Linked DNA regions of Homo sapiens: region 2 is linked to region 1. Evidence: chromatin loops called from intact Hi-C (ENCODE). Cell type or tissue: transverse colon. All regions are shown on one strand.

Evidence for each region. Peaks named below come from ENCODE experiments on the same cell type or tissue, not always from the same donor. Only the 100,000 strongest peaks of a DNase experiment are listed, where the experiment ranks them.
Region 2: a loop joins it to region 1, with 8 times the contacts of the local background. A loop is called at or near these places in 65 of 110 quality-filtered maps.

The regions. Positions count from the first base shown.
Region 1 is chr13:23,017,380-23,022,379 of GRCh38, reverse strand. No RefSeq gene overlaps it. Among named protein-coding and RNA genes, the nearest start is that of LINC00621, 100 kb to the right of the region's middle. In transverse colon, a CTCF peak has its summit at 1,936 (motif pointing right); a DNase peak (open chromatin) is centred at 1,932.
Region 2 is chr13:22,798,578-22,803,577 of GRCh38, reverse strand. It overlaps the pseudogene LOC124903254 and the pseudogene RPL7AP73. Among named protein-coding and RNA genes, the nearest start is that of LINC00621, 120 kb to the left of the region's middle. In transverse colon, no CTCF peak of the experiment used is centred here; a DNase peak (open chromatin) is centred at 2,347; H3K27me3 peaks cover 638 bases.

The DNA of each region.
Region 1 (5,000 bases):
TCAGGTCACCTGACAACGAACCCAAGGAAAACAGGCTGGGAACAAAAGAACCATTTTACAATCAACATCTCCTTGAATAATTTACTTAAACCATATAAATAATAGAAAAAAACTATTAAAAATGATTCTTGGTGGATTAGGAGGAAAGAAATGGGGCACTGCGTTGTAATTATATCTCTCTGCTCTTGCAACAGATGTTCAATAGGAAGCCCCAAATGCTTGTTGCTAGTTGTTATGCGTGCCTCAGAGCAGAACAGCTTGTCTGAGCTCTGGGCCCAGAATACTGCAATGTGAAAATAGGCCACAGGCATGAAATTCATTGTGATTATTGTGAACAGACACTGCTAACAGTACCCTGGGGCTTGTGGCTTAGGTAACTTTTCTATTTCCAGCGTAGGAATAAATTACTCTGTATGTCATTTTGCATAATCAAAATGCAATACCGTACGAATTGTCAATAGACATACAGCACAAAAGCGTTTTAGGATATATGAATATGTCAGGAGCATATGTTTTCCACGGATTCATGTGAAATTGCTAAGGTGAAGACGGCTAATGTTTATTAACTGGTTAGTTTTTGAAGTTTTAGAGGCAATATTGACGAGGATTCATGCAAACAAAATCAAAACCTGTTGTATACTACTATTCTGTGTTGATAACCTTCCTATTATGACATTTGTTTTAACTAAATAAAAGTACTATTTTATTTTATTTATTTATTTTTTTTGAGACGGAGTCTCGCTCTGTCGTCCAGCCTGGAGTGCAATGGCGCTATCTCGGCTCACTGCAAGCTCCGCCTCCCGGGTTCACGCCATTCTCCTGCCTCAGCCTCCCGAGTAGGTGGGACCACAGGCACCCGCCACCATACCGGGCTAATTTTTTTGTATTTTTAGTAGAGACGGGGTTTCACTGTGTTAGCCAGGATGGTCTCGATCTCCTGACCTCGTGATCCACCCGCCTCGAGCTTCCAAAGTGCTGGGATTGCGGCGTGAGGCACCGCGCGTGGCCCCAAAAGTACTATTTTAGAAAGGGAAAAAGATTGATTTGGAAAACAATGTAAGAGGAAGGTAAATTTTAAAATAATCATTCAAAGAGGAGCCCTTAATGGAAGACTATGAAAAAATTAGAATAGGGAAAATCAACAAAGTAAAAAGAATCCCTTTTGTATGTCTAAACACATCCCCAAAACATAATGTGTTTAAAACAAATATGTTCAGCGAGATCATAAATTAATAAACTATGGGAAAGATTGCTATACAACTATTATTATCAGCTTAATAAAGAACTAAATTTTGACCTGTTTAAAGGAATGTACTACCAATATGCTATTAAAATTTGTAAAAATGATCTCTTAAAGAGAATTTCTTTCATTGGATAAACTAAAAACTATAGTATAATTTTCATAGCCAGTGTTACACAGAAAGGATTTACTTCTCATACCACTTCACAGGAAAAAGTCCTAGCACTATTTGGCTTCAAAGGAATAGTCAGTATGTCTACTAGATACAGAAAAAAAGATAATTTCCATTGATTTATGAAATTACTCAGGAGATGAAACTTACTTTGTCAGCAAAACCTCGGCTTGCTATGATGATCACATTTGGAGAGTAATTTTTACCTTTGTTAAGCATACTATCATTAATTGTCTTATTTTATCATAAAATTCTATGATATTAAAATTCTCTATCACCAAACTGCTATGGTTTATCTGTTGCCTCCAAAACTCATCTGGAAATTTATTCCCCCACGTGGCAGAAGTGAAAGGTAGGGCGTTTGAAAGGTGATTGGGTCGTGAGGGCAGAGCCCTCAGAAGGGGATTAATCCATTCATGGATTTATGGGTTAATGGGTTAATGGATTAGTGGGTTGTCACAGGAGTGGGACTGGTGGCTTTATAAGAGGAAGAGAGTATACAGTGCGGTTTGTCACACTGCCACTAGATGGCAGTGATGATGAACATGGACCTCACATTTACACAAGCTCTACAACCACCTGAGCTTTTAGTTCTTTTTATTTACTATGATGCTGTTGTCACCATGGCACTGACATTAGAAATATATTTTCCTTTCAGTAAGTTAGTAGCTTTACTGAGCCCTTATTATGTACTAGACAATGAGATATGCCAGAATCACCATTTTATAGATGAGAAAATGGAAATCCAGGAAAATAAACTGAAAAGTCAAAAGTCAATAAGGCAAAAAATGAATTTAAGTTCAAAACAAAGTCTGCTTGATTCTAAACCAACTCCCTTATCTACTGAATACTTGAAATAGGATAGTGTCTGATACCTCTTAGAATTGTCACAAAGCCTTGGAACTACAGAGAAAAAATGAAAATAGTTTTTTGAATGAATTGTAATTCTATTGCTTGACTTTCTTTGGAACCAAAAACCAATATCTTTTATAGTTCTCTAGATTTTTTTAATCTTTGGGACTTACTTTTAGGGCTTGGTGAGTATATCTTTTGTAATGATTAATAGAGCCATATAAAATTCGTTAATAGACTCAAATACTTACAAGCGTAAACATTACAAATTAGCATATGAGGGGTTATACATTTTTAAGTAAAATTTTTAATGGGTATAATAAGATACCCAAAATGATCACAGGATTTATCTTCTAATATTTTAATACAAAATTTTTAATTTCTTAAAATGAGAATTATAAAAGCAAGATACAGAATCTAATTTCCTTTGGGATTAAATCTTGCAAAATAATCTAATTTTGCTTTAGGCCTCAATTATCCATTGATTAGATTTTCCCATGCTATTATTTTCCTATTGGTATTCAATTTATTAATAAAAATTGGATTGTTCTTAAATATAAAATGAACCTTGATGAGATTATATATTTATATAATGAAATAATAAAGGCACCATAAATGTGATTAATGCAATAAAATGTATTCTTTAGAGGTGTGTCCAGTGGCAACATATGCTCTTTCAGAGGCGTATCTGTTGTTTATTATATATTACCCTTTCAGATAACCTTCATGAATTATTAAATCTTTTTTTCAAATTTGTAAATTAATGCTGCAGTTCACCTAAGTCACTAAGACCGCATTTCCCAAATGCAGAAAGATAGAGGAAAAGAGAGGGTATCTTGGAAGTTTATGTTTTCATTTAATAATTTATTATAAACATAAGTCCTTCTCATTACATAGTTTTAACACATTATTTTCAATGGATTATTTAATTTTAATATCAAAATTTATAAACAAATATCAAAAAATGTTAAACACAAGTTCTGTTTGGACATGAAGTTGTCCTTCCCCACTGTATTATAAACAACGGGAATCATCCTTACTGGCTGGATAGAAATGTAACTCTTTATATGTCTCTCCAGGATATATGCTGTTTCAGGAACCATACCAATACACATACCCTAAATAGTGTATAAAAGCACTTGTCACTCTAATAGCTTAATTTTGCCCATTATCTAAATACATATGGACTGTACTTGTGTACACCTACATCTCGCCAATTTGGGAAAAAAAACTCACCAGCTACAATGAAATAACAGAGACCAGATTTCAACTTCTACCTTGAACAAGTGGAAAACTGGGCAAAATGCATAAAACAGTAGATTTCAGATGTTGGCCAACATTGCTAAGAGATGGCAAATAAACGCGGCAAGGCTTAGAAGTGCCGTGTGCTTCCTGGAGAGTTTCTGGTCTGCAGCACAGGAGGGATCCAAAGAGAGCCCAGTGAGCTCACTGACTTGGGGAAACTGAGTTCAGAACAAGGGGAGCCACAGTGGCCAGAATTTGCAGGACAAAATGCTGGAAAGGGAAAGAGGTCTGGAGATTTGTAGAGGGATCTCCTCTGGTCTTTGGTTTAGCACTGAATGAGCATGGGTGGGTGGAAACTACTGAGAGTCTGGAAAGAGCCATCAGAAAGGAGCAGCCAAACAATCCCCACAGCTCACACTGTGTGTGATAAGTGTGTGCAATTACACCATGTGTGTTATACAGTGTGTGCAATTGTGATACAGTGTGTGTGCAATCACACTGTGTGATACAGTGTGTGCAGTTACAGTGTGTGTGATACAGGGTGTAATTACACTGTGTGATATGGTGTGTGTGCAATTAGAGTGTGTGATACAGTGTGTAATCACACCGTGTGTGATGCAGCGTGTGCAATTACACAGTGTGATATGGCATGTGCAATTATACTGTGTGATTTTGTGTAATCACAGTTTGTAATGGAGTGTGTACAATTACACCGTGTGTGTGATACTGTGTGCAATTCACAGTGTGTGGAATTACACAGTGTGTGATACAATGTGTGTAATTATACTGTGTGTAATAGTGTAACAGTCAGAGTTTAAGGTTATCTCTCTTGTTCCCTGAACATTGCTGTTATCCTGTTCTTTTTTCAAGGTGCCTAGATTTCATATTGCTCAAACACATGTGCTCTACAAACAATTTGTGCAGTTGACGCAACCATCACAGGGTCTTGTTTCGACAGACATCCTCCTCAGCTTACAAAGATGACAGGATTAAGAGATTAAAGTAAAGACAGGCATAGGAAATCACAAAGGTATTGACTGGGGAAGTGATGAGTGTCCATGAAATCCTCACAATTTATGTTCAGAGATTGCAGTAAAGACAGGCATAAGAAATTATAAAAGTATTAATTTGGGGAACTAATATATGTCCATGAAATCCTCACAATTTATGTTCCTCTGCCATGGCTTCAGCTGGTCCCTCCATTCGGGGTCCCTGACTTCCCGCAACAACCAACCTAACATCAGACCTAGAGGAACTAGAAAAACAAGAGATAAACCAACCCCACAACCAGTAGAAGAAAGGAAATAACCAAAATAACAGCTGAACTGAATGTAATTGAAATGCTAAAAACAATACAAAAGATCAACAAAATCAAAAGTTTGTTTTTTTGAAAGAATAAATAAGATTGATAAACCATTAGCTAGACTACTAAAGAAAAAAGAGTGAAGGCCCAAATAAACAAATAAGAAGTGACAAAAGGGACATTACCAC
Region 2 (5,000 bases), 220 kb after region 1:
TTTAGCCTTTGCCTTTTTGAGCTTGGCGATACGAGCCACAGACTTGGGACCCAGGACATTGCTGCCTCAGTGACGGCGGATCTCACAGTATCTGTCGTTGTAATTGGTCCTGATGGCTTCCACCAGCTTAGCCAAAGCGCCTTTGTCTTCTGACTTCACTTGTGTGAAGGTGACAGTGGTGTAGGTCTTCCTGTGGACTAGATATTCCAGTCTTGCCTTCCCCTTGATAATGCAGTAAGGGACCCCCATTTTACGACACAGGGCAGGCAAGAAGACAGCCAGCTGGAAGAAAGCATTAGCTGAAGAGTGTATTTTGACTAAAAGCAGTAAATTTCAGAGTTAGCTTGGTAGCAATTGCTCAGGGTTAAAAAGCTCATGGATTTGCACTTCAAAAAGCTCTTAAATAATAATGTTCATTGTGAATCTTTAGGAAGGAGATATGTTAAGTGGGCTTTTCTATACTTTTCTGATCACCAAATCAGTTTTTTTTCTGTGGAAAACGCCCTGATCTCTTCCTGGAGTAGTGCTCTGGAGAGCAGTTTTTGAGACAGTCGTTTAAATGAATCTGGAGAGAACTTTATCCCTTACCTTTCTCATTTAATCACCACCAGAAGCCAATAAGGAAGGCTCATATATATTGATAATATGGCCACAGGTTTAACCCAAATTAAAGTTTCCTGAAGCACAAATATTCCATTTAACTGAACATCAGAGACATATAATTTTAGAGCTATAGTGACAGATGCCCCCTTCCCCGTGATAGCATGTCTTCTGTTATTTTAAATCATAAAATTTGCATTTCTTTCATATAAACTATTGACATTTTCTTGTGTCCCTTTCACAATTTTGCTCCCCCTACCAGAAACAAAACCCAAATACAGAAGCTTTACATTGTTAAAGGAATGTCTATGAGGAAAATAATCAATAGATTATTGGATTATTTCTTTAGAGCCAGTACAGGAAGAGCTGTAATAAGGAGTATTTTCTACACATTTTAATTTGAAGTCATAGCTTTCAAAACTAGCAGTGAATTATTTTGTATGTCTTGAGGGGTAGCTTATATTTATCATATGAGACTGTATTTTTTACATATCATAAAACGTTATTCAGGTAATGCCTTCTGATTAAGCTTGATAAGCACACTGGTAATACCATACTTGACCAAACACAAAGTTTGATCATACAGACACAATTTTGTATTGTCAGGCACTTCAGAAAATGGAGTATGAAGCATATATCACACAATGGAAACACTGGTGCCTATTTTATCTAATTATGATCATTCAAAGGATGAAGAAACTCTAGTATGTTTACTCCTTTGGGGAGTCTGAGCATACAAGCTTTATTTTAGAAACATCATCAGGGTTATAAAAGAGAACATAATTGCACAGTCCAATTTCACTCACACAGACATTGTTCATGTTTTGTATCACTGAAGCAGTATTTTCTGGCTAGTGCATTCTGAAGATGTTGGTGTAAAATAATAGACAATTAGATCTGAAGGTACCCTTAGATATTATTTACTGAGTCGCAGATGAGGAAAGGGGAAAGATAGGCATAAATGTGTATTCAGTAAAAGAATGGCATAATTCTGAAACAATATTCAAAGACACATCAGCAATTCTCAAGATTCATAAATAGGATGAACCTAGACTTTTACACTAAACCTAACTTAAAGTAACAAAACCCACAAATTATTAGCACAAACATCTCATGAGAATCAGCAAATAGATGGCATATGAACTTACCTATGTAAAACATAATTAACATTGAATCACCAGAATCAATTTTTAGCAAAACTGTTTAAAAATTTTTATGTTAGGATGTTTAAAAACACAATTTTAAAATGTTTTCATAATTGATTTTTAAATTCAGAAATAGAATGAAAGAATTTTCCAAATTTGGCTTAAATTATCGTCGCTATTATTTGTCACCCCTGAAATGAGGGATTAATGAAAAAGTGACATATAAAGATTAAGGCAGTACCATGGTGCTCTCTGGTGGCAACATCTTTGTATCTGCTTGAAAAAACAGAAAAAAGACCAGCTAACTTCCAGAGGTAAGACATGCTATAAATAATGATTTTAAAAGACTCTTTCATTCAACAGTATTTGCCTGTAATTTGGTTGTATTTCGTTAAGCATAACCTCATTATTAGAGTCCAGCATACATGTATAAACTGAGAATGTATGGGAAATCCAGTTCTATCTTGGAATTAGAGCTAGACTTCTGTCCATACTTCTGTGCCCTATGACGTGTGTAAATATTAGGAGGCAGGGCATCCATGGGCAGAAGCTGAGGAAGTGAAACCATTGGGAACTAAAATGCGGAAGCTGGGGCTACGGCCATTCCTGAATTTGGTCATCATCTGGGAGGGAAATGGTGTGTGCGTGGCTGGTTACTCAATGAGGAACACATCTAGGAAAAGCATGAGAACATTGGACAGATGATTGCAAAGCAATCCTAGCTCCACAGCCCCCATGCCCAACCATACAAATTTTAAGCTCATAAAAGAATTTCAGGAGCTCAAACAACTCAATAGCAAAAACACAACTTGATCAAAAAAGGGGCAAAGGACATGAACAGACATTTCTCAAAAGAAGACACACAAATAGCCAACAGATATATGAAAAAATGCCCATCGTGAATCATCAGGCAGCTGCAGATAAAACCCACTGTGAGATATTAACTCACACCTCATACTTGTTAGATTGGCTATTGTCAAAAAGACAAAACATAGCAAGTGTTGCCAAGTATATGGAGAAAAGAACCAAAGTACACTGTCAGTGGGAATTTAAATTAGTACAGTCATTATGGAAAACAGTGTGGCAGTTCCTCAAAAAATTAAAAATAGAACCACCATATGATCCAGCAATCTCACTGCTGGGTATATATCCAAAGAAATTGAAATTAGTATGTCAAAGAAATATTTGTACTGCCATGTTCATAGCACAATAGCCAAGATAGGAAAAAAAGTGTCCATTATTGGATGAATGGGTAAAGAAAATGTGGTACACACAATGCAATGGTATTCAGACTTTAAAAAGAAGGTAATTTTGTCATTTGCAACAACATGAATGAAACTGGAAACCATTATGGTAAGTGAAATAAGCCAGCCAAAGACAGACAGATACCACATGGTCTCATTTATATGTGGAATCTAAAACCGTTGAACTCATAGAATCAGAGTAGAATGGTGATTACCAGGGGCTGGAGTAGGGGAGGTTGTGGATGGGGAAAAAAGAGATGTCAGCCAAATGATATAAAGTTTAAGTTGAACAGGAAGGTTAAGTTTCAGTGATGTATTGCACATCCTGGTGACTATAGTTAATAATAATGTTTGCATATTTCAAAATTGCTTAAAGAGAAGATGTTTTAATAATTTCAACTTTTATTTTAGATTCAGGGGTACATGTGCAGGTTTGTTATATGGGCATATTGTGTGATATTAAGGTTTGGGGTATTATTGATCCTGTCACCCAGGTAGTGAGCATAGTACCCAACAGTTAATTATTCAACTCTTCCCCTCTTTTGCCTCCTCCACCAGCAGCAGCCTCCAGTGTCCATTGCTGAACACTTTACATCTGCCAGTACCAAATGTTTAGCTTCCACCTCTAAGTAAGAACGTGTGGTACTTGCTTTTCTGTTCCTACCTTAATCAGCTTAGGATAGTGCCCTCCAGCTGCATCTATGTTGCTGCAAAAAACATGATTTCATTCTTTTTTGTGGCTGTGTAGTATTCCATGGTGTATTTGTACCACATTTTCTTTATTAAATCCACCCTCGATGGACACCTAGGTTGATTCCATGATTTTGCTATTGTGAATAGTGCTGCAATGAACATGTCTGTGATGAACATATGAGAGCCTGTGTCTTTTGGGTAGAACAATTTATTTTCTTTTGGATATATACCCAGTAGTGGGAATCCTGGATTGAATGGTAGCTCTGTTTTAAGTTCTTTGAGAAATCTAAAAGAATAGATTTTAAATGTTCTTACTACAAAAAAAAAAGTAGATGAAGTGTTAATTAGCTTGACAATCATTTCACAGTCTATATTTGTATCTACTTATCTATCTCTTTATCTATCCCTTAAACATCTTGTTCCTCATGTCACCCTACTCCATTCTGTTTGCAATGTGATCATCCCTTTGTGTGGTGGATCTATACTGTATATGCTACCTGCCCGTTGCTGTACAGGAAAAAACATACGGCACGAAGGCTTCAGTGCTACCACAGGTAGCATTCAGGTGTTCATGGTGGTATCCATGTCAAATAAAAGGGAACCGAACCATTTTGCATTCCCACCAGCAATGAATGAGAGTTCCTGTTGTTCCACACCTTCACCAGCATTTGGTGTTGTCAGTATTTTGGATTTTAGTTATTGTAGTATGTGTGTTGTGGTATCTCATTGTTGTGTTAATTTACAATTCCCTAATAACACATGATGTTGAGCATCTTTTCATGGGTTTATGCCTGTTTGCCATCAGTCTATCTTCTTTGGGGAGGTGTCTGTTCAGATCTTTTTCCCATTGCACTTACTTTTTTAGTCACCTTTTCTTGGACATTCTTCTCTTTTGATGAAAATTGTGTTTGTCGAGATTGACCTTCCTGTTTCCCAGAATCTTGCTTACTTTCAGTTTTGAAATTTGTGTAATTTTTCTCGGTGTGATTTTGTTCTTTCTGGAATACATCCTTCAGAAGTTCATTTCATGACATGTCCTCATGACATTTTTTGCAGTTTGTCTGAAAACTATTTATTTCTCTGTTGTTCTTCAATGAGAGTTTAACTGAATACAAATCTCTGGATTTATAGCAGTTCCTTTTAGAACTTGGAAGATGTTATTCTGGTATTTTCTAGCTTATCGTTTTTAGTAGCCATTTTTATAGGTAATTTGGAGTTTAATTTTTGAGGGGAGGGATTTTACAGTTCTAAAATTCGTCTGAAATGGGAGATGTTTGAACATTTATTTCTCTTGGTATTTGTTTTGTTTTTGAAGCTG